3 separate regions of the Mus musculus genome follow, and regions 1 and 3 are each linked to region 2. A link is a loop called in an ENCODE intact Hi-C map of the cell type or tissue named here. Cell type or tissue: heart. All regions are shown on one strand. Each heading gives the region's core, and the rest is flanking DNA. Links, peaks and the distances in the headings are about the cores only.

Evidence for each region. Peaks named below come from ENCODE experiments on the same cell type or tissue, not always from the same donor. Only the 100,000 strongest peaks of a DNase experiment are listed, where the experiment ranks them.
Region 1: it touches region 2 in a loop (11-fold over the local background); 28 of 42 quality-filtered maps call a loop at or near these places.
Region 3: a loop joins it to region 2, with 5 times the contacts of the local background. A loop is called at or near these places in 36 of 42 quality-filtered maps.

What each region holds. Positions count from the first base shown.
Region 1 is chr11:95,246,512-95,256,558 of GRCm38, forward strand. The region is part of intron 1 of Gm11515 (a long non-coding RNA gene); the gene reads right to left. Among named protein-coding and RNA genes, the nearest start is that of Gm11515, 8.4 kb to the right of the region's middle. In heart, for the core only: a CTCF peak has its summit at 5,011 (motif pointing left); DNase peaks (open chromatin) are centred at 3,870, 4,990 and 5,830; H3K4me3 peaks cover 442 bases; H3K27ac peaks cover 1,696 bases; H3K27me3 peaks cover 1,185 bases.
Region 2 is chr11:95,112,454-95,122,500 of GRCm38, forward strand. It overlaps Dlx3 (distal-less homeobox 3), which reads left to right and starts at 7,664. Exons shown (of 3, transcript NM_010055.4): 1 at 7,664-8,193; 2 at 9,255-9,445. The coding sequence starts at 7,869. In heart, for the core only: CTCF peaks have their summits at 4,696 (motif pointing right), 4,897 and 6,247; DNase peaks (open chromatin) are centred at 4,798 and 6,218; H3K4me3 peaks cover 1,889 bases; H3K27ac peaks cover 655 bases; H3K27me3 peaks cover 4,564 bases.
Region 3 is chr11:95,227,130-95,237,176 of GRCm38, forward strand. All of the region lies in intron 1 of Gm11515 (a long non-coding RNA gene), which reads right to left. Among named protein-coding and RNA genes, the nearest start is that of Gm11515, 28 kb to the right of the region's middle. In heart, for the core only: a CTCF peak has its summit at 5,015; a DNase peak (open chromatin) is centred at 5,022; H3K4me3 peaks cover 673 bases; H3K27ac peaks cover 354 bases; H3K27me3 peaks cover 2,564 bases.

The DNA.
Region 1 (10,047 bases), core at 734-8,733, 130 kb after region 2:
CAGTCCCAGCACTGGGAAGCCAAAAGGAAGAAAATCAGAAGTTCAGAATCATTCTTGGCTACCAGACAAGTTTGAGGCCGGTCTAGACTACAGGAGACCCTCCCTGTCTCAAGAGAAAAATCACACGCATGAGGTGGGCATTGGATACCAACTGGGGCACCTCTAAACTGCCAAGCAGAGGAGAAACTGAAGCGAGACCTAACCCAGGCCAGGCAGAAAAGGTGAAACCCACCTCACTGCAGCCTGCGAAACACACACACACACACACACTCATACAAACACACATACACACACTCATACAAACACACACACAAACTCACACAAATACACACAGACTCATACACACTCTTTTACACACACACACTCATACAAACACACACACATATACACACACTCATACACACTCTCATACAAACACACACACACTCATACACTCATACAAACACACACGTACATACACAAACTCACACAAATACACACACATACACATTCTTATACACACACACACTCACACAAATGCACACACACACATACACACTCTCATATAAACACACACACACAAATCCACACTAATGCAGAGGCTGTGGCAAGGGCACCACCCCTGGGCTTGAGGTGTTGGTGCCAGCTGGGTGGGCTGGCATGAGATGGGGAGAGGGCGGCGCGGAGAGCTAATCCCCCCAGCGTCTCCCAGACGCCCACAGAGACCAGGGTGAGCTCTTTGTCTGCTAGGGGAGACGACAGAGGGCGGCGGGCAGGCGGGCAGGCTGCCGGCTCCTCTTTCTCTCCCAGCCTCCGCCCCAGGGCAGGTAGAAGCCTGCCTTGTGGAGGATGGGTTTGGAAGGAGTGGGGGTGAGAGGATTAGAGGAGAGACAGAGGCTTCCAGCTAGTAGGGTTCCCTATCACAGACCCGTGGCCCTGTGGCTTTCGGGTGGGGGTCCCCGGAAGGGCAATGGGGCATGAACTTCAGCTGGGATCAGGCCTTGTGTGCAGTGGGAAGGCGTGGGTGGCTAGTAGGACACTGCCGTCCCATATCCAGTCATGTTCAGAGTCAACACTCACACACACACACACACACTCACACACACAGGTCTAAACCAACCAACAACCCATGTGTTTACAGTCTCACATAGAGGCAAACACACAGTGGTGCTGTTTAAAGCAGCTCATCTGGCCTCTGCCACCACACTCCCCAGGAGCCCCCAGAAGCACCACACTAGAGTCCCCACCATCATAACTATCCACATTGAGCAATGCCACAGTCACCTGGGGGTCACCACACACCCAGCAACATAGTCCTCCATAGCAACACGGCACCACGATGCCCAGGGGCCCAGAGAGGGTGCCCAGGAAACACCAGCACCTCCCACAGAGCCAGCATAGGCTGCACATTATGGCCTCTCTTTCTGTTGTCTGTATCTACCTGCCCCCAACCCTCCCACCAGTTGCAAATATGAACTTCAAACGCATCAGGGAGTCTCGTAGGAAAGAATGGAAAGGGGGCAGGGTGTAACTCAGTCAGTACAGTGCTTGCTTAATATGGACTGAGCCTCGGGTTTGATCCCCAGCACTGCATAAATGGGGTACATTGCCACATGCCCAGGGTCCTAGCAAACAGGAAGTGGGGCAGAAGACCATCCTAGGCTACATGAGACTCTCAAAATTAATAAATAGGGCCTGGGAAGATGGCTCAGTTAAGAGCACTTCCTGCTCTTCCAGAAGACCTGAGCTTGATTCCCAGCACCCAGGTTCAGTAGCTCCCAAACCTTGGTAACTCCAGCTCTGTAGGTTCTGATGCCCTCTTCTGGTCTCCTCAGGTAGTGCACTCATAAAATACACACACACACACACACACACACACACACACACACACACACAAATAAAATCTTTAAAAATAAGTAAAGGAAGAAGAAGGCTACCTCTCTCTAGGTCCCAAGCTCTATCGTCTGCCTACCTCTCCTGATGAAAGATGGGCCCTTGATGCTTTGGTCAGGACTAGATACAGAATAAGCCCTCCATGGGGAAAACCTAAGACAGACTGCATCTGAGCTGGAGGAACAGGTATCGGGTGCTGATGTTGCTTCCAGTGTCTTCAGGAGCCCTCAACTTCTAGGGACAGATTGGGACCATCAGAGTCAAGCTCAGTTGCCCCAGTTGACATGGGCATTTGTCATCACCTCCTGGTGTCAGAGAGAGGCCAGTTCACACTGGACCCTTCCCTCCCTGCCCCGAAGCCTGCCCGCCCTGCAGCCCAGGGGCCCAGCTGTGGCAAGGCCAGTCCCACTGTGGCCGGCGTCTCCAAGGATGAAAGATCTCTGGCTCCTTGAGAAACCAGGGCTAAATATACCCCTTGCCTGCTTTCTGGAGCCTAACTGGAACCAGCTGGGCAAGACTCACCCTTCCTCCTGCAGGACAGGCCTTGGGCCATGACTGGACAGACAGACAGACCATGCCATGCCTAATAGCCCCAGACCCAAGGAACTGAGTCTGGAAGTAGACCAGGAAGAAACTAATGTCTGGATGGATACCTTTCTTCCTCCAACACCATCAAAGACAGGGATGAGAGAGTAAATCATGTGAGACCAAGCCCAGCCCATGGCAATGAAACACTTGAGAGACTCAGTTTTCCTATCTGTAAAATAGGAATAAAATAATCCTGACCTCAGAATGTTGTCAACAGTGAATTAATATAGGTCAAAGGCTGGGACAGCATCTGGCACACAGTAAGTGCTCAATAAACTCTGGTCATAGGGACTGGGGAGATGGCTCAGAACGGAGAAGCTGGCTGTATAAACATGAGAACCTGAGTTTGGGTCTCCAACACCTACCCAAAAGTCTGGGTATGGCAGCATGCTCTGGTATTCTCAGGCTGGGAGGCTGGGGCAGTAGGATCTTGGGGGACAGTCTGAATCTCACTGAGTTCCAGGTTCAGTAAGAGACTCTGTCTGAAAAGTAAGGTGAGGCCGGGGAGCTAGCTCAGCAGATAAACATGTCAGCCTTGCAAGACCTGCAATCGGCCCCATGGGCCCAGTGTGAGAGGGGAAAACTGACGCTGGAAGCTGTCCCGTGATGTTCACACATAAGTGCACACACCTGCAATCAGACACCTGCCCCCCACACACATACATGCATGCACCTGCACTCAGACACCTACATCACACACACACACACACACACACACCTCACAGTAAAAGCCAACTTAAAAATATTTTTTAAAGGGTTACATGGAGCAGGCATGCTCATCTTTGATGCTAGTCTCAAGAGAGAGGTAGGTGTCTATATAATAAATTCCAGGCAAGCTGAGGTTACACAGTGAAACTCTGGTTGGTTGGTTTGTTGTTGTTTTCTTATTTTGTTTTATTTTGTTTTGTTTTTGGAAGGTAGAGATCAATAGAGGAAGATGTTGACCTATGGGCTCTGCATGGGTCCATCAATATGCACACCAGCACGCACACACACACACACACACACACACACACACATACATACACATGAATTAGTGATTGTTACTGTGACCACTCTGTGCCAACCCAAGGCCACAGTCCCGAAGATAATGGGTACCCAATCTTATTAGACTGGAAAACTGAGGCCAGGGTTAACCGTTTAGACCAGCAGTGTTGAAAGTAGAGGGATGGGCCAATATGGTGCAGATCGGTGAGGGGTCCATGGGCCAAGACACGCCTCCTCCGCCAGCTCTGCTCTGGCCACGTCTTGAGCTCCCTGGACCAGGACTCCGCCCACCTGTGGTCAGCGCTGTGGCTGGATCTCCCACGCCTCGTCTTACTTTAGCGGCTCCAGGCCGCTGCCCCAGGACAGCCCACTCTCAAGCCTAGTCCAGAGGCCTGAAATAGGAAGGAAGAGGGGCCTAAAAATAGCTGTAATTACAGAGGGACCCTGAATGGGGGATGGTGGCTACTCTCTGGCTCCTCCTGGGTACTGCCACAGCCTGTTCAGGGTACAGTTCAGGCCCAGGGTAGGACTCCAGCCTTGTCTTCTGTTCCCCAGTCCACAGGGCCTCCCAGTGGGACAGAGAGTGAGGGGTTGGGGGCAGGGTGAGGAGGGAACTGAGCCTGACTCCAGGGCTGTGGCAGCCAGGCCTCCTCTGCTTCCCATACACATCTGAAGGACACAGCACTCCTTACAGAGTGCTGCATAGCACACTGCCCTCACCTGTCCTGTCCTGATGCCTGCCTCCTCCAGGAAGCCTGCCTAGACACCTTTCCCCAGCTTGCCCATCACACCATCAGGGACTCCTAGAGAACAGTTGCCAGCTCCAGCTACAGAGATGGGCTGAGAGCAGCAGAAGTGCCAGCTGATACCCAGGTTCCTGAATTCTGCAGCATCCAGAACAGCATGATCACAGCCCATCTCGAGGCAGATTTGAAGGAAAGCCAACGTGCCCGTGGAAGGGGCAATGGCAGAGTCAGCATGTGAGAGATCTGATCAGGGAACCCTACACTCAGAAATCCCCAGGGACGCCGGGCGTGGTGGCACACGCCTTTAATCCCAGCACTCGGGAGGCAGAGGCAGGCGGATTTCTGAGTTCGAGGCCAGCCTGGTCTACAAAGTGAGTTCCAGGACAGCCAGGGCTACACAGAGAAACCCTGTCTCGAAAAACCAAAAAAAAAAAAAAAAAAAAAAAAAAAAGAAATCCCCAGGGCTTTGGAACCCACAAGGCTTAGATTTGAGTCCCTTCCACAAAACCGATACTGACTGTCCCACCTTCATTTCTCTGAGTTGTGTTCCTTTAGTAGATATGTGAGAAAGACCCCTCAGAGCTGGAGCTCTGTGGAATGAGTGTTCTTGATTTCTTGACAGGAGTCTCAAGAGAGTCAGCAGAGCCCTTGGCCCGGGAGCTGGGAGCTCATGTCTTCAGCTATATCCTGACCAGGTGTCAGAAGCTTCAAAGGGGCTGGGGCAGGGTGAGAAGCTAAGAATGGTGAGCCCTCCCGGGGTCGGGTGCTGGTGCGGCCGCAGTGACAGAACACATGATGCGCTGGTGCCATCTGGTGGCCACCAATGGCAATGACGGTCACCTAGATTGAGGGAGAAGGAGAGCTCTGAAAAGTAGAAGCCCAGAAAAGCAGGAAAGAGCGGGGAAAGGGAGGAGAGGAAAGGCAGAGGAGCTGGAAGCCCCAGCGAGAGGCAGATGCTGTGGAAGACAACAACAGTTCCCACCACGTCGCTGTGGGCCAGGCAAGCTGGAGCAATAGACCATGAATATTTTCCTGTGGAAAGGCTCCTAGAGGCCACAAAGGGCCCAGAGCATACAAGTGCGGGCTGATTCAGGTAAAACAAGGTATTCAAGGTGACCACCAGTCCTAGACTGGGTTTCATGTGTCTTCGGCTGCCTAGTCTTAGTCTCTCCAGGAGCCCCGGTCATCTTCCAGCCCTCAAAGGTTTGCTGTGGGCACCCCATGGATATGTGACATCAAAGGTCGCTAATACAAGAGCCTAGCACACACTGACTAGTCCAGGGGCACCCATGGCACGCACCTGGGTGGTGCAGTGTCTTGGGGCGGGGGGGCTTGTTTCATTCTGTTCCCGGCTTCCTCACTGGGGTGGGAGGTGGAAGGTGAACTTGTTTACCACTTCTGCTCCGGGCAGTGGAGATGAGCTCAGACTGGCCCTGTGCCTTCCATGGGCAGGGCCAGGCCTGAGTCATGGGGGTCAGATGACTGCTGAGGCTAAATGGGTCTTGTCCTGCAGCCCCCAGCAGCCACGGTGCACCCCGCCCTTTCAAAGCAGTCAGGCACCTCTGGGCCAAAGAGAGGGTGGGTGGAGAGGGTACAAGGTTCAAGCCATTGCTGGCTCCTCCTCTGGTCAGGGGACACCAGGGCAGTCAAAACTGCTCCATCTGTCTCCAGCCAGGCTTGTCCCCCTGAGTGTCCTTCACAGGACTGCTCTCAGTCCCCTGGGGGAAAACTAGCTTAAGCCAGCGCCATCCTGCAATGCCACCAAACGCCTGCAGTTACAGGCCGCAAACATACTTCTGACCTGAATGGAATCTGAGGGTGATGTGACTTTTCCCTGGATCTTATTCCATTATATTGTAAAGCAAAGAGGAGCTCCAAGTCTTCCAGGGGGCACATCCCAACTGACCTCTAGTTTCTGCTCCTGGGGCTACAGTGGACAAAACCTGAGAGAAGCCCTTAGCTCAGTCCCAAGGCAGGTGCAGGGGGCCACAGGGATCTTGAAGACCCAAGTCCTGGCTCCCGTGGGACGGCCTGAGTAATATGGTCAACCTCACTTACCACAGTCATTGTCTCAATGTGTTTTGCCTTTCAAAGCCTGCCCTGGCATCATGGGGTATTTGGTTCCTATTAAAAAAGACACTCTTCTGGGGCTGGAGAGATGGCTCAGTGGTTAAGAGCACAGGCTGTTCTTCCAGAGGACCCGAGTTCAATTCCCAGCATCCACATGGCAGCCTACAACCATCCATGACTCCAGTTCCAGAAGTCCTGACACCCTCTTCTGGTTTCAGTGGGCAGTATACACACATGGTATATAAAATATACGCACGTGCAGGTAACACATCAATACACATAAAATAAAAATACAAAGGAGTCTTCTTTAAGTAGTCTTTGTTTTCTAATTTTTTTTAAACTTTGAAAAAAAAAAGATTTCATGTACCCCAGGCTAGCCTCAAATTCACTATGTAGCCAAGGATGACCTTGAACTTTCCACCTCTACTTCCTGACTGCTAGGGCTGCAGATGGGCACCTCCAGGCCTGTTTTTTGTGCTACAAGGAATCAAAGCAAGGGCTTGATATTTGCTTAGGAAAATACTCTCCATCAACTGAGCACCCAAGCAACTGTCTGCTTTTGTTTGTTTGTTTGTTTGTTTGTCTTGTTTTGTTGGTTATTGTTACATACAGCCTGGCCTGGCCTCAAATTTATGTTTCTGAGTGCTTGGATTAACACTCATCTCTGAAAATAATTCCTTAAAGTGGGCATAATAGCACATGTCTTCAATCCCAGAACTTTGGAGGCAGAGGCAGGTGGATTTCTGTGAGTTTGAGGTCAGCTGGGTCTGTGTAGAAAGTTCCAGGACAGTCAGGACTATACATATGGAGACCCTGTCTCAAAAACAAACAAATAAATAACCTTTTTTGGTTTTGTTGTTGTTTTTGTTTTTTTCGAGACAGGGTTTCTCTGTGCAGTCCTGACTGTCCTGGAACTCACTCTGTAGACCAGGCTGGCCTGGCTGGCCTCGAGCTCAGAAATCTGCCTGCCTCTGCCTCCCAAGTGCTGGGATTACAGGCATGTGCCACCACCGCCTGGCATAAATAAACTCTGTTGGGTTTATAGGCATGTAACTCTTTGCTTCAGATTCTGTGGGAATCCCTGCCACCTTCCCTGACACCGAGAATCACAAGGTCCACCCCTCTGTTGGGCCAGAACATTTGCTAGGTTGTGTTTGTGGCCTTATGTCTGCTGTTTGGAAACATTTGGGCCTTGTTCCTCCACAAGCAGGGTTTTGGCACTAGATCAGAAAGGAGCCCCTCCCATGGTCCCTTCACCCCACTATGCAACCTATAGGGTTTGCACAGATCCAAACACCGAGGCAGCACTGGTCCAGGTCTTGTCACCAGACTCACAGGGTGGCCTGACCTAGGACAATCTCTCCACCCCTGGGCATGGTTGTCCTTTTCTGTACAAAGGTCTTCTGTCCTTGAGACTTCAGGATACAATATGGTAGTAGCAAAACTGGCCGGCTAAGGGAGACCCAGGGGAGACCAGGCTCAGGGTACTCACCCCTACCCTCTGCCCCTCAGCCCCGAGCTGGCACCAACTGCTTCCCACCACAGGCTTGGCAATGCCCACTTCCTCTTGGCCTCCCCCGAGCTTTGCTGATCCCCCACACTCCACCCCCGTCAGCCTCCTGCTTCAAGCCCTGACAGTGCCCCGGCACCCCCATCCGCTCCTCTGATCTTCTACCCTGGCAGCCCCTCTGCCCAGCTTGGCACCGCATCCTTTACCTTACTGCTGCCAAGAGCGGGCATCACCCACTCTCTATGCCCAGGCAACAGGGCTTGACTTTAGCCTCCTCAAATCTTCATGTCTCAACACTATCCTTGCCCACCAGCCCCTGGGCACTGGAGACTCACTGACTCCTGCAGAATTCAGCATGGTCATCCCCCTGCCTCAGGGCTAACTACCTCTCCAGCTGGTTAGTGAGGTAACTGACACTCCCTTAAGTCTCATCCCGCCCACCCCCCTGCTCGGTGCTGGGGATTGAACCCATGGCCTCAGGCATGCCAGGCAAGCAGCACTCGACCCCAGCCGCAGTTGAAACACTCCTCCAAGGTTCTCAGACTTCCACTGCGGTCTCTTTCCCAGAATTTACTCATTGCACAAGGCACACCGAAGTGTGCAAAACCAGAGCCACACCCCAGGTTAAAACACCAGAACTTGGGCTGGTGGAATGACTCTGCCTGTAGCCAACTGTAACAACCTGAGTTCAACCCCTGGGGTTCACGGGATGGAGGGAGAGAATGAACTCCCTCGGTTGTCCCCTGACCACACACATGGGCATGTCCCTACCTCATAAACAAAACACATAGACAAACAAACAACAAACAAATGCATGTAAAAATTTAAAGAACAAAAACCAACCCTTTACAGAGAGAAATGAAGGCACCCTGTGTCTCCCCCGGTCCCAGATCTGTCTCTTTCCTGCTCCCCTTCCCATACATCAACTGCTTCCCAGACTGAACCCCAATTCTGCAAAGTGTTTGACACTGTCCTGGCATCTGCATGTATCCGTTTATAAATGGACATGTTTTTCGTGTTACTAAGCGGATGGGATCACCTTATAGACAGCCTACTATATGCTTAGTCTTTTTTTTCCCTCCTAATTGCTGGATGTTCTCCAATCGACCCACTTCGCTGGGTTGTAGTACCCCACACTCTTCATCTCTAGTCTGTTCATTCACATTTCTCTGGGTGTTGTCCCCTGATCCCCATGCACATGTTCTTCACAGAGGTCAGAGGTCAGCCTCAGGCATCAGCTCTTGCCTTTCACCCCGTTTGAGGCAGGGGCATGCCAGGCTATCCATCTTCAAACCTCCCTCGTAAGTCTCCTGTCTACCCTTAGGACGGTGGGACTACAGACTCATGCTATCCCACGTGGCTTTTATGTGGGTTCTTGGGTTTTTGCTCAGGTCCTCACACTGAGCCATCTCCCCAGACATTTTGAGGGTTCTTGGTGTTCTCTAACAGCTCCAGCACCACCCTTGCTCCTTGAGCCCAGTGCCTCCTCCTGGGCAGTCCAGGCATCTCAGCGCCACACTGTCCAGAAGCGCACCCAGGCATCCTTACTCCTTGAGCCATATTTCCCCATCATCATCCCAGTGCCTCCCACTTCCTGTCCTCCAGACCTCAGACCCAGGACACCCTTGGCTGTCACTGAGCTCAGCCCACGTTTCTCTAGATCAGGACTGGCCTCACCCAGCCCCACCCCAGGTCATCCTGGGACTATTCCAGCGACTTATCCTGACCTCACCCCATACACATGAACATTCTCAGGACGAAACTCCACTACCCCTGCTGAAGAGCCATGGCCCAGGCAAGCCCCAGATCCTTGTTCGTGAACTTTTTTTTTTTTTTTTAAATGATGCTCAGCTGGGCAGAATAGAGCATACTCATAGTTGTAGCACTAGTGCGACAGAAACAGAAGGATTCAAAATTCAAGGCCAGCCTGGCCAGGCAGTGGTGGTGCACGCCTTTAATCCCAGCACTCAGGAGGCAGAGGCCAGCAGATTTCTGAGGCCAGCCTGGTCTACATGGTGAGTTCCAGGAAGGGCCAACCTGGGCTACAGAGTGAGACTGTCTCAAAGACTGCTCCTCCAAGGGACGATGATTGGATTCCAAGCACTCGATGGTGATTCACAGCCTCTTTAACTCCAGTCCCAGGATATCTGATGTCTGCTCTGGCCACCATGTGCACCAGACATACAAGTGTTGCATAAAGATGTAGACAAAAACACCCATACACGTAAAATAAAATATATTTTTAAAAAGTTTTAAAAGATAAAGATTGAGACG
Region 2 (10,047 bases), core at 865-8,864:
TCTTGCAGCCTCTGACCTCTGACCTCAGGCCTTCCGACCTATAACTTTTCCTCCTTTTGTCAGCCAGGTCACTCCACTCCTCCTTTCCCTCCCCACTCAACATGGATTCTTAAACAACCCCTGCCTCTCCCTGACTTTCAAGGCCAATCCCCTACCCACTGCAGCCAGGAGCCTAGCTCCCCCCACCCCAGAAAGTGCACCGGCACACTAAGGCATTTCCTGTGCACAGTCAGTTCTTTCTGGTCCCCTTGGCTGCAGATTCCCTTTAGACTTCCTGATCACTCTCCCTGTGCCTCGGGCTCCACCAGTTCTCTCTCGATAGCTTCACTTTACCCTCACACCACATATGTACTGAGGGGAAAGACCCAAACAGCTTGAACAATCCCTGTAACCCTAAGATGTTCTGAACATACGGAAATGCTCAAGGGTTGGCTTAGCAAATACCCACATGGTCAGTTTCCACGTAACCTTTGGCCAAACCAGAAGGCCTACCTGCCTTGGCCCCAGAGTAAGTTAAGATTTCCTGCCCTAGCCGGCAATCCCAGTGTTCCGGGGGTGCGGGGGGGGGGGGGCAGTTGGTGATTTCTATGGGGGGTGGGGCAGTTGGTGATTTCTATATCACCCTGAGCTGCACAGCAAGACCCTGTCTCAAAGGAGGAGGAGGAAGAGGAGGAGGAGGAGGAGGAGGACAAAGACAGGGCTCAAATCTTGAATTCACCATTTACGTGTCCTCTCTGCCCCTCTGTCAAAAGGCAGAAACAAGGGCACCCATGCCAGGACTCCTAGCGATTAGTGAGTGAACTCTAGTTTGTTGAGCAGAGCAAGAGCTGCCTCTTATCATTCAATCTTCCTTCCTGACTCAACACGAGTGATCACCTCTTTGGTGGGGTTCCAGATTCTTCCCGCCCACCCGCCTACCTCCTCAGGGAGGGCACCGGTTCCAACCAACATCAAAACAGGCTTGCTCCCATTTCAAACACTCACACTCCTGCTCCCAGCATGCCAGTATCCCTGTCTTCAGCCCTCTTTGCCCTCTCCAGCCCCCACGACCTTCTGAGCTGCCTGCACTTGCCCTGGGCTTCCCTCCCTCCCACTCTCCCCTCAGCCTTGGCCCCCATCCCCAGCTCCTCCCACATCTCCAACCGACTCCAGGACTCCAAGGAGATGGCATCCTCCTGTTGACCCAACTAGGCCACATAGCTACCTTTGAGCTCACTGGCCACACCCTCCTCTTTGAAGTTCTCCTTCAGAGCTACCACCACCACCACCACCACCACCACCACCACCACCACTCAGGGCCCTTTGTACTGCCTCTCACCCCTGACCACTCTCAGTTGCCATTTTCCTTGTTGCTGTACACTCTTCTTCCCTCCAAGACGTTCATCTATGCCAGAGACTCTACTGCAGCAAAATGCCAGACTCCAAGTTTTCCTTCCTAACCCTTCCTTCCTTTCTTCCTTCCTTCCTTCTTTCCTTCCTTCCTTCCTTCCTCCCCCCCTCCTTCCTCTTCCTCTTCTTTTTCTTCCTTTTCCATTGTTGTTGAGACATGGCCTCTCTATGCAGTACTGGAACTCATTATGGACTAGGCTGACCTTGAACTCACAGACATCCACCTGCCTATAACTTCCAAGCACTGGGACTAAAGGCATGCCCCACTACCCCATGCCTGGTTGCTGATTGATTTTTCAGAGCCATGTGACATGTTGCCGACCGACGGCTGCTGGACAGACCTCCCTAGGTGTCTCAATGATGCTCAGACTCCACTTAAGAGAACTAACTGCTTGGCAGGATCCTCCACCGTCACCCATACACATGCCACATTCCGCCCTCCGGCACGAAACACACGTGCACCGAAAGACAGGTGCAAGAAGACGCCTCTCAGCGAGACTTAGGATCACCTCAGACTGGAAGCTACCCAAATTCCCGTCAACTGTAGAGCAGATAAATGCACGGTGATGTAGTCTATGACAAGAGGCTTGCACACAATGTGCCAATATACTCCACATCATGCATGTATCTTACGATACAGTGTTGAGTTAAAAAAAAAAATACCAGGCGGAGCTAGGAGAGCTAGTAGCTCAGTGGTACAGCATGCATTCAACATCCATGCGGCCATCCCAGTGCTGCCAAGGAAGAGAATGAGGAGGAGGAGGAGGAGGAGGAGGAGGAGGAGGAGGAGGAGGAGGAGGAGGAGGAGGAGGGAGAAGAGGGAGAGGAGAGAGAGTAGGAGGAAGAGGGAGAGGAGGAGGAGGAGGAGGAGGGAGAAGAGGGAGAGGAGAGAGAGTAGGAGGAAGAGGGAGAGGAGGAGGAGGAGGAGGGAGAAGAGGGAGAGGAGAGAGAGTAGGAGGAAGAGGAAGAGGAGGAGGGGGAGGAGGAGGAGGGAGAGGAGGAAGAGGCAGAGGAGGAAGAGGAGGGAGAGGAGGAGGAAAAGGAAGAGGAGGAGGAGGAGGAGGAGGAGGAGACAGAGTCAAAGACAAAAGAGTATATACTGTATACTTTCATTTACCTAAAAGCTAAAAAAGAGTTGGGATGATGGCTCAGCTGCTAAGAACACACTTGCTCTTGCGGAGGACCTGGGCTCAGTTCCCGGCACCCACATGTTGGCTCACAACTCTTAACTCATAACTCCAACCCAGGGCATCCAATGACCTTTTTTGACCTCCCTGGGTCTCAGGCACACATGCAGGCAAAAATGCTCAGATACCTAAGGTAAAGGAAGTGAGTCTTAAAAACCAAACATATGCCGGGCAGTGGTGGCGCACGTCTTTAATCCCAGCACTTGGAAGGCAGAGGCAGGCGGTTTTGTGAGTTCGAGGCCAGCCAGGGCTACACAGAGAAACCCTGGCTCAAAAAAACCAAACCAACCAACCAAACAACAACAAAAAAACAAACATAGGACAATCTGATCCGTTTGTTCAGTTGACATTGATCAAGATGGTGTTTGCCCGCATGACTTCTGGGCGCTGGGGGTGTGGCTTTGTTCGGTCTGGGTGCTGAGTGTACAACTCTGGCTCATGCAGTCTTGTGGGTCAGGATAAGCACTTGTCTGCAGGTGCACACGCTTGCAGCAAACTGGCTGCATCCTCTTCCCAGCCATGCAGCCCCTCTTTCTGGGGTTTGTGTGTTCATAGAATGTGTCCACCTTCCCCTCATCTGTCCACATCAGAAGACTGTAGACCATTTCCCCGTTCCTCTCTCCCCACCATTCACACCGTGCATCTCCAAACCCCGTGACCCGGCAGCCGCCATCTTTCATTCTTTCTGCCCCACTGCCTTTTAGCCCAGACCACACTTTCTTCTGGCTTGAACCAGTGCCGAGGTCTCTAGCCTTCAGTCTTGGCAATTGTTTGTTCACAGAACAGCCAGGGGTGCTTCTAGAATGAAAATCCCACCCTGTTCTTTCATGATTAAAACTTTAAAAAAAAAAGAATTATTTATTTATTTTATGTATATGAGTACACTAATGTACCTGTCTTCAGACACACCAGAAGAGGGCATCGGATCCCATTACAGATGGTTGTGAATCACCATGTGGTTGCTGGGAATTGAAATCAGGACCCCGGGAAGAGCAGTCAGTGCTCTTAACCACTAAATTATCTCTCCAACCCGGTTAAAACTTTTTTCTTTTCTTTTCTTTTCTTTTCTTTTCTTTTCTTTTCTTTTCTTTTCTTTTCTTTTCTTTTCTTTTCTTTCTTTCTTTCTTTCTTTCTTTCCTTCCTTCCTTCCTTCCTTCTTTCTTTCCTTCTTTCCTTCCTTCCTTCTTTCTTTCTTTCTTTATTTTTATTTATTTATTTTTTTGAGATAGGGTTTCTCTGTGTAGCTCTGGCTGGCCTCGAACTCACTATGTAGTCCAGGCTGGTCTTGAACTCAGAAATCTGCCTGCCTCTGTCTCCCAAGTGCTGGGATTAAAGGTGTGCATTAAAACTTTAATGGTTCTCTGCAGCCTATGAGTACAGTTCATGGTCCTGCTATTCCACTTCCAGGACTGATTTCTGAGCCCCTTGCCTCACTTTTAGGGCCTCCCTACCACTGACACCCCCATACTAAGCTCTAGGCAGCTCCACAAGACTTTGCACAGCCTTTTCCAGCAACCAAGAACCACTCTTTGCCAACAGCCCTGGTTTTTTTTAATTAGGTATTTTCCTCATTTACATTTCCAATGCTATCCCAAAAGTCCCCCATACACTCCCCCTGACTCCCCTACCCACCCAACAGCCCTGTTTTTATAGACCAAACGCCACACTTCCTGCAGGTCTTGCTTCAGATGCCCTCTGGCCTATGAAAGGTCTGGCCTCTACCATGGCAGCACATACAACCCCCACCCCATCACCCACCACACCATAGTGAAACCAGTCCTCAGAGTGCCCACGTCCCATGATGGAAGTTGGGCCCCATGAAGAGGACATTATGGCTGTCTTGAAGATCAGCTCATCAGCACCCAAGACATGGACACACCACAGAGGCTCTACCAACACTGTGCCTGAATGAGACTCTGGAAAGATATGTGTAAACTGCTCTTTTAACTTGAAAGCAGAAAAACCAAAAAGAGAAGTCACTGACCAAACATAGATGGGAGAACAGAGAAGGAGCTGGAAACCAAAGAGTTATGGGGACCATTAAACTGTTTGCTACAAGAGGCTGATTTCCAGCCTTCCGGAGAGTCAGACATGACCTTCTTATGGCCACTAGATGGCGCCAGTTCCCCAGGCAAGGAAGAAAGCAAGCCTGCCTACACTCCTGGTTCCATTCTTTTCCTGAGCGTCATCCCTCTGCTGGTTCCTTATGAACAGTGCCCACTCGGCCTGACACCTTGTCTCCAAGGACCAGGGCCATCAGCAGGCACCTCTTCTCCGTGCAACAGACCTTGACCTGGACACCAACCAGCGTCCTTCACTCTTGCCAGCCTCCTAGAGGTCACCAGCTGCCTTGCTTCACCCCTCCTTCAGGAGCAGGACTCTGGCTAGCTGACACTTGCTCATCTTGCTGGACCAGATGAGGTCCAGTGGGTGACACCAGTCCTGCTGCATCTTCTGGCTGCCTCTCCACCCAGCTCTCACCCAGCTGTTGGTGGAAGGGAGCTTCCTGCTGGTCGTAGGGACCCTTCAGGAACAACTCTGAACTCATTTCCATTGAGAATGAGTCCTGTGCCTGCTTCAGGCCTTCCATCAACTGTGCCTCAGCCTCAGCCTGGCCTCTGGGTCAAGGGAATTCAGGTCCTCTTATTTAGTCACTCAACAAACATTTCCCAAAGACTATCTTAGGTATCTGAAGGATTATGGTGAATGGGGTAGGCAGTCTCCAGCACACTGTGCAACAAAGTGTTAGTCACACAAACAATTTTTAAATAATTCTTCCCCCACCCCCTTCTCCGAGACAGGGTTTCTTTGTGTAACCTTAGCTATCCTAGAACTAGCTCTGTAGACCAGGTTGGCCTCGAACACACAGACATCCACTTCCCTTTGCCTCCCGAGTACTAGTGTTAAAGGCATACGCTGCCATGCCCGGCCTTAAATGTTTCTTTACGTTACTGTTGTGATTTCAGTCCGCTTCTAGAGCACAACAGACCTTGGAAATTACCCTAAAATAACTCACTATTACCCCAAGGCTCCTGTGCTCAACCCAGCCAGGCCCAGGTAGGGTGAGGAGAGACTGGGGCGTCTCCGAATCACCTGCTACTCCAAATGAATGAATGAACGAACTCCCGAGACAGGGTTTGCCCGACGCTGTCCCTTCCCTGTGGGCAGCTGGGGGCTCCAAAACAGGCCCTCCCCGCCGCCCCCGCTTGCATCCTGGGAGGGGAACCGGCAGCCCAATGCCCTTCCTGCCCCCAACGCCCCGGGCTCCTTGGGCGCCCTCTTGGCAGAAGAACAGAGGGCATCCAGAGCGGGTGGCAACTCGTCCCGCCACGAGCTCGCAGCGGCGGGCGATAGGAGCTGGGGGGACGCTCAGATAGACAGACAGATAGCGTTCCCCTCTCCCGCCCCCGCCCCCACCTTTCCCACGCGGCGGCCTCCTGGGGCGGCCCAGGCCAGGCGGTCACCTACTCCTGTCACTGCTCCCCGACCTAGGTCCTCTGCCCAGCCAACTCTACGTTTTTCCAGGTTCAGCATCCTGTGTCTGAGTTTAACATCGAAACATTTGACTGCGGCCCCTAAACAATCTAAGCAGAATGAGACCCCTTTCCTGTCTGCCTGCTTACCTCCTCCTTAATGCAGCCTTAAGGCAAGTTGCAGAACTCCGGAAAACCACGAGGTGGTGCGCTGGCACTGTGTCCTGGCTAGGCAAAGGCAGGGGAAATAGAAGGTTCGAGGTGTGTAGGGAAGGCCTGGGGATGGAGGGGGAAATAAGAATTAAAATTGGGAGAAGCCTCCTTCCTCCAAGGATAGGTTTGGGAGCAGAAGTGGAGATGCAATAGAGAAATGAGATTGGCACCCAGAACAGTAAATATTACCCGGGAACTGGACTTTGAGAGCCAGACAAGACTAGGGGGGTTGGAGATTGCTCCAAGGTGAGAAACATCTTCATTGGGGCCTCCATGGACAGAAGAAATTGAGTGAAGTACATGGCTCCTGTCTATTGGAGATAGATGGATCTGAGCATGTATCTATGCACATTTGGGCATACCCAGCTCACAGGTCGGTCATTCAGGACCCTACACTTCCACTGCCTCACACTACATACAGAGACACACTCTCATGCACACAGGTTCTCACGGGCACTCTTGCACACACTGTATTTTGTGTATTTTGCGGAAGATGTAACATAGATCTTTCACCCCTAACAAAGTCTGTGCTCCTAAGAGCTGTCCCAGACTGAGTGGACCCTGCCTCCAGACTTCCTGAAGAACACAGAAAGCCAGCCTCATAGGGACTGACTGCCTCGTGGCTCTTCCATTCATGAAAGGGCACACATATAGCTGGGGGTACCTCTGTCTTCTAAAGCAGCCCCTAAATCCATACAGCCTTGCTCCAGTAGGGACTTGCAGGCCCAAGGTGTTCTTGCTTGGTGAGACTCTTCCTTCAGAATTTAAAATTTTATATTTCACATCTGCAGTGTCATTAAGATAACATATTAAGCCAGGGCCATACGGAGAAACCCTGTCTCGAAAAAAAACAACAAAAAACAAAACAAAACAAAACAAAAATATAATATATTTATATAGTCCAACCTTTTTTTCCAATTTTAAAAGTGATCAAAATATTTTCATGGACCCTGGGTCTTTGCCACTTTCTGTCTGTCATTTGCATAGACCACACATACATCATTAAGGACCACCTCCTTCCACAAACACCCAATGGGTAAATTCCCCTCCTTCCTCATCTCACCTAAGCCCACCCCTGGCCACTAAAACAGACCGATTAGTAGATCCTGGGGGCTCCGCACAGCCAACCCCTCCGCACATTTGGGGGATTTATCGGAGGTAGAGCATAGGAGGAACACAGTGGCGCTGGGGGGAGTGTGTGTGTGTGTGTGTGTGTGTGTGTGTGTGTGTGTGTGTGTATTAGGGGTAACAACAAAGAGGGTTGAGAGGGTTGGGGGAGCCAGTGAGAAAGCGCGAGCGTGTTTTGCCTCGAAGGCAAGACTTGCAGCCAATCAGCGCGCAGGAGCCTCCCTCGGCGACTCCAACATTGAGTCTATAACCGGCTGGCCGGGCGGAGCTGGCAGCATTTGACTGTGGCTTGGGACGCGGAGAGAGGCACGCAGCGACTGACCGACAGCCGGCGATGGTCTAAGCGCCCCTCGGCCACCCCCTCCCCCAGACGCGACCGCGTCCTGCCCTCGCCCTCTGGACACACACCCCCACCTGGGCTCCTCCGCCCGTTCGGCGCTCCTCGGAGGAGGCCCGGGGTGTTGCGGCGCTCGCCAGCATGAGCGGCTCCTTCGATCGCAAGCTCAGCAGCATCCTCACCGACATCTCCAGCTCGCTCAGCTGCCATGCGGGCTCCAAGGACTCGCCCACCCTGCCCGAATCTACAGTCACTGACCTGGGCTATTACAGCGCTCCTCAGCATGACTACTACTCGGGCCAGCCCTACGGCCAGACGGTGAACCCCTACACCTACCACCACCAGTTCAATCTCAATGGGCTCGCAGGCACCGGCGCTTACTCGCCCAAGTCGGAATATACCTACGGGGGATCCTATAGGCAGTACGGAGCGTACCGGGAGCAGCCTTTGCCTGCCCAGGACCCAGGTGAGGATGCCCGGGTTGTGGAGAGGGTGCGAGGGACTCTAAGGTTCCCAAGCAAGAGGAAGTCTGGGAATAGGAGCTGAAATCTAGGGAAACTCGAGGTTAAGAAATGGAAGCGTTGGAGATTAGAGGAGACCGGGTTAGATGACCTCCAGAGGGGTGAACGACACTCCGAAGAGGCGCGCACTGTGCGCCGCGGTCTCTTGGAGATTCCAGGGCAGCTGGAGCCACCGGGAGCTCCTTCTGAGTGATCATGGGGGCCTTCAATGCTGCCATCCCGCTGGCACTTGAGCCGGAGACGAAAGACGGTCGCCGAGAGCTGGAGGGGAGTCAGCGAGGACTGGAGGTTCCAGGGCCCTTCTTTTGGATGCCGTCAGGGGAAACCCGGAGTAGTGAAAGGCTTGTGGAGAAAGACCCAAAGAAGTCCCAGAAATGGAGGAGAGACTGGGAAGTAGAGATGCGGAGAGAGAAGTGGGGACGGCGAGAAAGAAATGTGGGGGGGGCGGTAAGATAAAGCGCACAGCAGAAAGCAACAGAGGAAATGAAGAAAGGGCGGGGAGGAAAGAAAGAAAAAGGAGGAAAGAAGAGGGAAGGAAGAAAAAGAAAACAGAGAGAAAGGGAAAAGAGACAGAGAAAACGCTTGTACTGTCCTTGCAAATTTTTTCCTGAAACAAATGATCCTGAACTAGAAAGCGTATTAAAAGGAGATGGGGAGGAGGGGGGACAAGAAGTGGGAGACGCCACCGCGGCTAGGTGGGTCACCAGAGAAGAGTGGCTGAGCCGGGAAGGCGTCGTGAGCGAGCCGCGCGGTCCTCGCCCAGTCGGTTGCTGGCGCCGGAGTCGGCGCTCCGAGGCCCCGGGTGCCGAGCTGGGAGCGCCGCGTCGTGGGCGGCCGCCGGTCCGGCTGGGTCGCTGCGGTTCCTCCCCGGGCGCGGGCGGCACTACGCTCCTCCAAGAAGTCCCGGGGAGATCAGTGGGCCGGAGGGTGCGGCGTCCGACGGTGGGAAATCTTGGAGAACGCGGTGGTCGCAGGCTGAGACTAAACTGGTGTTTTTCCCCTACAGTGTCGGTGAAAGAGGAGCCGGAAGCCGAGGTTCGCATGGTGAACGGCAAGCCCAAAAAGGTCCGAAAGCCGCGAACGATCTACTCCAGCTATCAGCTGGCTGCCCTGCAGCGCCGTTTCCAGAAAGCCCAGTATCTGGCCTTGCCTGAGCGCGCCGAGCTAGCTGCACAGCTGGGCCTCACACAAACACAGGTTGGTACTGAACGCTCCAGGGTCTCAGGAGGGATCTGGGATTCCCTAGGTACCCCTGAGCCTGGCTGGCCCATGAAGCACCCCTTTGCCCTGCCCCTGCCCGGCAGCTCGCTGCAGGAACTCTTGCCTGCCCTTCCAGTGACTTGAGTCTCAGCTTTCAGAGAAAGGGTTACAGTAGGGAGCATAGAAGGGTGCAGTGTGCATCTTTGTGAACTTTTGCAACTGTGTATGGCGTGTCACAGAGAGATGCCCTCCCCTGTACCCCAGAACTCCCAGCTCCCAAGACCCTTAGCAACGTTTAGGACATAGGAGATCCTGTTGTCTCTCTCCCAGACTAAGTATGTACGTGTGGGGCATGCATGTGACATTCCAGGGAATATTCACATAAGGAATGAGGTCCTTTAAGGGTCATTTTGCAAACAGAAGGCCAGTATCTGTGATGAGACACTAGACAACGCACGCGTGTGTGAACACACACACAAAGTATGCTTGTATAGAAACATCATGATCCTGCTTCCCACCCAAATGCCTTTGCCAGTAGCCAAGTGGATAGGTTCTCCACTAAAAGGATGTAGAAATCAGAAAGTGGGAGTCCATCTCCA
Region 3 (10,047 bases), core at 964-8,963, 110 kb after region 2:
TGTGTGTGAGTGTATGTGTATGTGAGTGTATGTGTGTATGTGTGTGTGAGTGTGTGTGTGAATGTGTGTGTGAATATATGTGTGTGTGAGTGTATGTGTGTATGTGTGTGAGTGTATGTGTGTGTGAGTGTATGTGTGTGTGCGCGAGTTATTTCCCAAGGCCAGCCATACGCAGAAGCTTCTGCAAGCTCTGATCTCCAGCTCTGTGCCTTGAGAAGGGAAGAGCCCCACAGCAAGTGCCTGAGCACGAACATACCTTCCCTGGTGTGTTTTTAAGGGCTGGAGTTGAGACCCAGGGCCCTGCATGTCCTTAGTCAAATATCGGCCTACTAAACTCCTTCTCCAGCCCTCTTATCCTTTTTTGTTCTGAGCAGAGTCTTAAGCTGCCCAAACAGACCTTGAACCCCCAGTCCTCCCTCCAGGAGCTGGATAAGGGCTGTGCCCGGCCAGGCTTGCCGCTGGTACCCACTTGCTAACACTTCCTGTGGGTCCACTGAGCATTGTGTGCTGTGCCAGAGGCTATCCTCCCGGAAAGTGCTGAAATGACAAGCGCGAGCCTCCTGAGTGTTACCAGAGAATTCAAGGCCTCATGAGTGCTAGGTAAACACCCCCTGAGCTCACCAGACCCAGCCTTCAATAGTTTGTTTTCTGGGTTTTTCTTTGGTGTGTGTGGGGGTGTTGTTTGTTTGGTTTTGCTTTGGGGGTTTTTGCTTTTGGGTTTTTTTTTGTTTGTTTTGTTTGTTTGGTTTTTGGTTTTTCGAGGTTTCTGTGTCCTGGTGCTCCGTCTGTAGATCAGGCTGGCCTTGAACTCACAGAGCTCCACCTGCCTCTGCCTCCTGAGTGCTGAGATTAAAGACGTGTGCCACACTCAGCCTGAATGTGTATTTCTTTTAAAACAAACAAACAAAATAACACCCCTCCTCCCCCAAAACAGAAATCAGACAGTGGTGGCATGCACACACCTTCAATCTCAGCACTAGAAGCAATAGAGTTCACCAGCTTGGTTGGTCTACAGAGCAAGTTCCAAGACAGCCAGAACTACACGGAGAAACTTTGTCTTGAAAAACAAAAGACAAAACAAAACAAATTTATTCTATGTGTATGAATGTTTTGCCTACATGTATATATGTGTATCATGTGCATATATGTGTGTATCATGGTGCCCACAGAAGCCCAAAGAAAGTGTTAGACTCCCCCCCCCCTGAACTGGAGTTAGACATGGATATGACCAGGCCATGTGAGTGCTGGTAACTGAAGCCAGTCTTCAGCATAAGCAGGTGTTGTTAACCACTGAGCCGTCTCCGGCCGCTTTGAGTGTATTTCTAATAGTGATTTTCCTCAGGATGCCTTATCATAGACTGTGCGACAGGCCCCCTGACTGCCCCAGGAACACCACACAATGCAGCATGCTTCCAGTGTGGCTTTGCTTCAGGATGGGGACAGTGTTCTGGGGGCAAAGACCAGGAGCAAAACTGCAGCATCCTGGAGGAAACAGTTGGGTATTTATGGGAATGTACCCCGTTATGGGTACTAGCTGAGCAGCCACAGCCCTACTGGGCTGGGTAAACCCCAAAGGGTTAATGCTGACCCCCGATGACCTTTAATTCTGAGCTACCTGCTGAGTGTAGAGACAGGCACATACAAGTGATATCCACAGTTTTCAAACCTCATGCTGGGCAGGTGGTGGAGCCAGCTGGTGACAAAGGCCACTAAGGAAGAAGGGACAGCTGGGTTTTTTTTTTTTTCCCAAGTTCTGCCTGCCCCTCCCCCTCAGACATTTGCAGAAGCCACTGTCCCCTAATACCTGAGAGTAAGCTTTGGATGACTCTGAGAAGTGCTTCAAAATGTCCTGCCCGAGCTCAGAGGCCTTGTCTTTCTCAAACGCTGGGACCTGGGAGGCAGGAAGTGGCCCTGGTTCCACCACCCCTAGCTTTCAGAAAAGAAGCCCCGTGTTGATTATCCCGAGTTTCCTGGGTTCTTTCCAGAACATTCTCCCCTTTCTGCAAGAATTGTCCTCCAAGGAGAGGAATGATCACTTAATCCAAGCACATACAATACCAAGGCGTAGCAGTAAAGGATCTCCCTCAGGGCACAGCCAGCTGTCATTCAAAGGTGGGGACCCAGATCTGGGGGATCTGGGTTTGGGTCGGACCAGAGAAAGAACTTTCTAACCTTCCCGTCCTAGGGTTGGAGAGAAGACAGAGTGCCTCATCGGGAGGAAGCAAGGGATCAGATGTACACCCGCTGGCCCGGCTACACCATGCCAGCGAGGCAGAGCATGCAACATGGCGGTGTGAGACTCCAGGGGACTCTGTGGGAGGAAGCAAGGGATCAGATGTACACCCGCTGGCCGGGCTATACCATGCCAGCGAGGCAGAGCATGCAACATGGCGGTGTGAGACTCCAGGGGACTCTGTGGGAGGAAGCAAGGGATCAGATGTACACCCGCTGGCCCGGCTACACCATGCCAGCGAGGCAGAGCATGCAACATGGCGGTGTGAGACTCCAGGGGACTCTGTGTCCCAGTGGTACCTACGAGGGTAGAACATTAGTGTCCAGGATGCTTGCTGATGAGAGAGGCCAATGTGGACAGAGTACAGCCACACAACAGCAGGCTCGCAGTGGCCCCGTGTGAGAACTGGCTTTGTGCGTACAGACCCAGCTCAGGACTTAGGAGCTATCTGCTAAGATGAATAGGTTTGTCACACACACACACACACACACACACACACACACACACACTCTCTCTCTCTCTCTCTTTCTGCATACACACCTGCATTAGATCCCATTATAGATGGTTGGTTGGGACCATATGGTTGCTGGGAATTGAACTCAGAACCTCTGGAAGGCCAGCCAGTGTTCTTAGCTGAGCCATCTCTCCAGCCCTCAGTAAGTGCTTTTAACCACTGAGCCATCTTTCCAGCCCTTTAAATAAATACTGATTAAAAAAACATTTTATCTAAACTGGGTGGTGTTGGCTGAAATCTTTAATCCCAGCACTTGGGAGGCAGAGGCAGGCAGATCTCTGTGAGTTGCAGGACAGCCTGGTTTACAAAGTGAGTTCCAGGACAGCCAGGGCTACACAGAGAAACCCTGTCTCGAAAAACCAAAACCAAACAAAACCAAGCTTTCTGTGTATGGGTGTTTTGTCCACATGCATCTCTGTGCGCCATGTGAGCATAAGGGCAGTGTCCGTGGAGGGCAGGTTGAGTAAATGACCCTGTTGTTTGCTGCCCATAGTCCCAGATTCAGGGTCCCTGCTCTCTTCCTGTCCCTGGGGATTCTTCGCAGACCCTTTCCTGGGGCTGCGTTGAGTCCCCTGAGACTGGCATTATAGAAGGTGTGAGCCTCCATGTGGCTGCTGGAACTGAGCAGACATTAACTGGGAAAGCAGCCAGTGCTCCAACCACTGAACCATCTCTCCAGCCCCATTTAAAATTGTTGAAGCTGGGCTGGCGAGATGGCTCAGTGGATAAGAGCACTGACTGCTCTTCTGAAAGTCCTGAGTTCAAATCCCAGAAACCACATGGTGGCTCACAGTCACCTGTAATGAGATCTAATGCCTTCTTCTGGTGTGTCAGAAGATAGTTACAGTGTACTTATGTGGACCAGAGTGAACAGGGACTGAGCAAGCAGGGTTGACCGGAGTGAGCAGAGGTCCTAAAATTCAATTCCCAACAATCACATGAAGGCTCATGACCATCCGTACAGCTACAGTGTACTCACATACATAAAATAAATAAATCATTAAAAAAATAAAATAAGCTGGGCGTGATGGCGCACACCTTTAATCCCAGCACTCGGGAGGCAGAGGCAAGCAGATTTCTGAGTTCGAAGCCAGCCTGGTCTACACAGTGAGTTCCAGGACAGCCAGAGCTATACAGAGAAACCGTGCCTCAAAAAACCAAAAATAAAATAAAATAAAATTGTTGAGGCTGAATCTGTCTCCCTACCTTGCCCTGACTGTCCTGGCACTCACTCTGAAGCCCAAACAGGTCTTGGATTCATGAGTGTCCCACCCCAGCCCCTGAGTAACTGGGATTGCAGGCCTGAGCCACCAGGCTCAGCCCATAACTTCTTGAATGAAATCATCTCCGTCTTCTCCTCAGGCCCTGGGGAGCTGAACTCAAGGCCTACCACTGAGATACACCCTATGTCCCAAAATATTTTGTTAAAATATACATGTATATAATTTAGGGGTAGATGGGAGGAGCTGAGGCAGGTCAGGGAAGACCTTGCCTGACTCTTAAAGCAACAGGAAGGAAGCAATGACTTCTGGGACATTCTTCTTGTCTCATGGACAGGTGTGTGTGTGTGTGTGTGTGTGTGTGTGCCCGCGCGTGCCCGCCGGGTGTGTAGAGCTGCCTCCCAACCACTTCGGTCTATGGCTGCCAGGCTTTAAGCCTCCTTCTCCCCTTCTTTCATCACTGCCTCAGGAAAGGGTCTGTGCGGGACCTCCCCAGGGACAGAAGAACAGGAACCCTGCATCTGGGACTATGGGTTGCAAACAAATAGGGTCCTTCACCCAACCTGCCCTTAACTGCCTGGATATGCGCAGTTTCTTTTTAGGATTTGTTTTCTAAATGGGATTTCCTTAGACCGCCCTCGGAAGGGAGATCTATTTTTGGGAAAGAGCGGAGCAGGGCCTTGCCCAAGGCTGCATGGCCTCTTTTCCTTCTCCTTGGGACCCCATACAACCAGAGCAGGCATCTGAGACCCCCTTCCTGCCACCCGCCCCCAGCTGACTCAATTCCTAAGATCCTCTCCCTCTTCTGTAGATCTGAGGGAGGCCACTTGGCCTCTCCATGCCTCGGAGAGTCAGCTCACTAACAACAAAAGGATCAAATGAGATGTTTGTGAAAATACTTCGTAGGGGTGGCCGTTTCTCTTTCCCTAAATGCAAGCAGCCGCTGCGGGGTGGCAGCGCGGGAGGACTGGAAAAAGGTCGAAAGAAGGTGAGGATCAGCTGAGGGGGGCGATGGACCAACCGCAGCCATCGAGCGGCACCCAGAGGCCAGAGCGGAAACTGCATGCGGACTGCCAGGGGGCGGGGCGGCCAGGGGGCGGGGCCTGGAGGGCGGAGCCTAGCCCTCACCCGCATCTTCAGGTAAAGATGGCCAGGGCCAGCTAGGACAAGGCAGCCTGCCCCGAGATCCCAGAATTGAGCTAATCCCAGGCTATAAAGGACAGGGATGAAGTTCAGAGCGCCATCCAAAAAATAGAAAGCAAAGGCTGGAGAGTCTATTTGGCCCAGGCCCCTGCCTCCAATCTCCTTCATACAGGATGCATTGTGTCTTCTTGTGTTTGCTTTCTGTGAAAAATCTACCTGGAACAGAGTGTCCAGTCTCACCTCCACCCCGAGGTCACTTCCCCAGGTCGAACCCTCTCTAAGGAGCAACCCCACTGCAGACTGCCTCATATGTCTCTCCCTCTGCTCAGGCTGGGGGGAGGGAAACCACCCGCCTTAGTCACCCCAGATAATCACCTCTGGTCACTCACTGTCTGGCCTCTTCCTCCAAGTCACTCGGAGTATCTCTTAGACATTATCTCACCGTGCAGGCCTGGTGGGTGGGTGGGTGTCAGGGAGGGAGCAAGGGGGAATGCAGAGCCAGCTTTGAGCTGGAAGGGACTAACATATCTACTCGTCCTGCTTCCCAGTGTAAACTAAAAGATGACATCTGATCATAGGTGAGATAGAGGGCAGACAGCTGAAAGAACTTCTTAGGGGATTGTGATCGACTACAACTGGTGCCCACCGAACAGCATTTCTGAGCCAAGCGCTGTGAGGGCCTAACAGGAGGTCCATCCTTAGGAAGACATCATTCTTGTCTTATAGATGAGGAAATCAAGCTCAGTTGCCCAAGATAGGAGAGGGGAGGTGCTGAGATTCAAGCCTAGGGGTTCTAACTCCAGGGGATGCCTTCTAGTGAAGTAGTGGAACACTGAATCTGAGGCAAGAGCATACCTGGGTTGACCTCCTATATGACCCCTAAGGGCTAACTGGGTGACCTTCAGGTGTCTGTTGAAGCTACTGATATAGTCTACTCGAGCCTGACTAAGCCCCTCTCCCATCACCATGGAAGGCTTCCCTGTGAAGCCCTTCCCTGCTCAACCTCTGTTTCCCTGTTTGAGACAGCATCGGATGTAGTTCGAGGTAGCCTTATCCTTGCTATGTAGCCAAGGATACCCTGGAAGTCTTGATCTTCCTGCCTCTACCTCAAGACTGCTGGGAATGTACCACTATGGATACCTTACCCCAGCATCTCTGGTTTGTTTTGTTTTTTTGAGACAGGATTTCTCTGTGTATCCCTGGCTGTCCTGGAACTCACTTTGTAGACCAGGCTGGCCTTGAACTCAGAGATCTGCCTGCCTCTGCCTCCCAAGTGCTGGGATTAAAAGTGTGTGCCATCACTGCCTGGCTCTTCCCAAAATCATCTGTGACCTGAGAATTATGTCCTGTCTCATTCCCTGAACACACTGTCACACGCCACCCAGCAGTCTGACCCTACAAAGCCTGCAGGAAGGAGGGTACTGAAAGCATTCCACGCTGGGATCCGAGCATTTAATAGGGGTCATGAACTGCTGTGACCTGGGAAATTCCTCCTGCTGTCTGACCCAAATCCTTTCTCCAACAGAGTAGCTGGAGTTCTTCATGGAATGAGAGAGGCTGCCACAACCTGTGCCTTTGGTAGAGGTATGAGGGACAGTCCAGAGCTTTCACAGATAGCTTGATGGGACACTGGGTGCCACAGGGCCCTTCTCAGCCAGGATGGGAAAACAGATGTCCCATGTGTATCCTGGTCTGGAACTCAGTCATCATCCAGGGTTGTCCCTCACAACAGCTGTCAACGGGGACATGCCCAGGCTGCCTATCTGATGGGAGCCAGGCTTGCTCAGGTCCCTGGCCCCAAGAAATCCTCACCACCCAGCCCTTCTCCACTGCTGGCTTGCTGGTGTGGTTAGAACAGTACTGTTCAGCAAGTCTTCCAAGGGACCCTTGGGTTGCATGTAGGAGGAAGGCCGAGGAGGACAGTCTGAGCTGAAATGGTGGCAGAGCCTTGGGATCCATACCTCAGCCTTGAGGCAATGACTCTACAGGGTGGAGGGAGGTGCTCCAAGACCTCAGGAACCCAAGAGGTGGGGGTGGGTGGGGTGGGGGAAGATAGCTCTGTCCCAGGAAGAACTACTGGGATGGAGACCTCTTCTTCTCTCCCTCCTCCCATAAACACTGGATCATGGCAATAGAGGCTCACACACACACACACACACACACACACACACACACACACACACACACGTACTCTCTTGGGATGTAGACACCAGGCTTCCAGCAGAGGACAACAGTCCAGCTGTCCCCTTTCCAACCCTGCCATCCTGTCTTAAACCCACAATGCCAGAAAACTCTGTCACTAGCTACCCCTAGGACGTCCCCCTCAGCTGTGGGTCTGGTAGGAAGTCTCTGGTGTCTCTGTCCTGCTGCAGTTGTGCCTCCTTGTGAATCCCTGCCTCTGTGCAGAGCTTAGGGGTGCTGGACACTCAGTACTGTGTAATGAGAATCGTACAGGCTCTCTGGCAACTTCTCTTTTACTGACAGCATCCTTCCTGGGAGCTCTATGGGGAAACCTCACTCCTATGGGGGTTTCTCAGCTCTCTTGGCTACGCTGCCTGCAAATGGGGGTCCTGAACCGATCAAACCACGGGATGAATGGCAGGCAGGGTGCATAGGCTGGAATCTCCCAATCCTGGTCTCCATTTCCAGACTCTCCTCTTGTCTGGGTTCAGCTCACAGAGCTTTTGTGGGAATGGCCACCGTGTCAGGGTCACTAGAGCAGCGGCTCCTGGGGCAGACTGAAGATGCCACCCGCACAGATGCTTTGTATGGGTCAGTGATTCTAGCAGCAGCGATGCTGACCTCAGCAGAAGCTTACAGAAAATCCTGGCTCCAGGGGACCTAGAAACATACGCCTGGTATGGTGGTGCATGCTTGTACCTCCAGCACCCAGGAGACTGAAGCAGGAAGATAGACTGCAGGAGGTTCATCTGGGCCAGTTGCTGGAGGTGCACAGTGTGGAAGGTATCTTTGGGTATAACCTTGTTGATAGTTCTCTTTATATTAAAAAAAACAAAAAACTTTTTTTTTTTTTCAGTCAGGTTGCCTAGGCTACCCTCTATCTTCCTCAATAGATGAGGGTGACTTTGAACTTCTGATCCTCTTCCTTCCACATCCTGGCTGCTGGAGTCTCAGGTATATTCCACCACAGCCCGTTTGTGTGGTTCAAGGAAAGGAACCCAGGTCTGGGTGCAGGCTAGCAAATGCTCTATCAACTGAGTTATGTCCTCACCCTTAGCTCTCTGCATTGGCGTGTGTATGCCAAACCATGATATCACAGACATTATTGCTCTGAAGTGTTTATTTCTTTATCATATGTCACAAACATCTACAAAGCAGTTTCTATGCCCAGGCACCCTTCTGGCTACTTTCCAAATAACGCTATGAGGCAAGTGCTATTAGCCCCATTTCACAGGTGAGGAAACAGAGGCACAGGGATTCGGGGATGGGCCCAAGTCACACCCCTCATAAGTGGCAAAGCTTAGCCTTCAGCTTGGACTGACATCAAATCTGTTGGCACCAAAAGAGTCTAAGGTGCAAAAAAAACCGGTGATGGGTGTTTCTGCTAGTGGCTCGTGGGAGGCACAGTGTGTAAGGGATATCCCTAGAACTTTTCATGGGCCTCTTTCACTGGATAATTGTTAGTGACGATCCACTTAAAGGAAAAAGAAACATTTCCCAAGCCCCTAGGAAGTGCAACTCCCTTGCCCTGATCCAGTCTGTGCTGGCACTCGAAAGGGCAAGGTACATCGGTAGAATCCTCCGAGCGCTAACTGGAGTCCCCCCTCTACGTCCTCTGATGTCTCCACCCACTGCCTCCATTAGACTCCTCGCTGTCCCGTCTCTAGGAGCTGCACACTGGCAGAAACCACAGACCATATGCCTTAAGCTCAGCTTGTGGAGAGAGAGTTACTCAGAGCCTCTGTGCCCAGGCACTGGGCTGAAACAACTATCAGAGGGAAAACACGCGGGGGTTGGGGGGTGCAGAGACACACTCCTGCATGCCCATCGCTCAGAACGCTGAGGCAGGAGGATCGCCTCAGATACAAGGCCTGCCTGGGTTACCAAACCCCTTGGCTTCTACATCTTACATCTCTGCTCCTTCCAGGCTGGCCCTCACCAGCCCATCCCCCTAAGCCCTCTCATGCTCGCCCATGCTGCCAGTCCCCAGAGGACTCTCTCAAGCTGAATGTCTCTGGCTACATCCTCAGCCATACCCAGGCATCAGCAAGCAAGAAGACGCAAGTAGTCCACCAGGTCACATTGCTTTTTCAGACTTCTGTGTGGCTTCCTTCTGATCCATGTCCCTCTTACCCACCAGGGACCTGCCAACCCTAGCTAGAGTGACAGGAGGCAGCTGTGACATTAGAGCAGCATACAAGCAATGCAGGTCCCTGTGAGCTCAGGCCACAGGCCATGCCCTTACTTGAGGCAGGTTGCTTGTTTCTCAAGGAGGATGGGGGAGGTAGTGAGGAAGGGAGATGGAGGGGCATCTATGAGGCAGCAGGACTAGTCCAAACTCACACAGCACTGGTGTGTACCCAAGCATTGCTCTCAGCCCAGTGTCTAGGGAATCATGAACTCACTCCTCCAAGCCAACCTGAGAGGAAGACACTGCCTCTACCATCTTTGTACAGAAGGGAGAATGAAACACAGAGAGGTGTAGTAACTTTCCTAAGGTTACACAGTTGGATATCGAAGACAAGATTTAAATTCAGACTGTCTAGCTCTTTGATCTCCTCTCCCCGTGTAATTTTTCTGCTTAAAAGTTTCACACCTATGAGAATAAGCTGAGGCTTGCTCGTCCTTGAGACATCCAAGGTCTCCTCAAGCTGCCAGCTCCCCCACCGACAGCACTTCTCTGCCCTACTGGATACCTGACTATTTGAATCTTATCTCTATCAGCTGCCTAACTACATGATTTTTGGCTAAGTTAC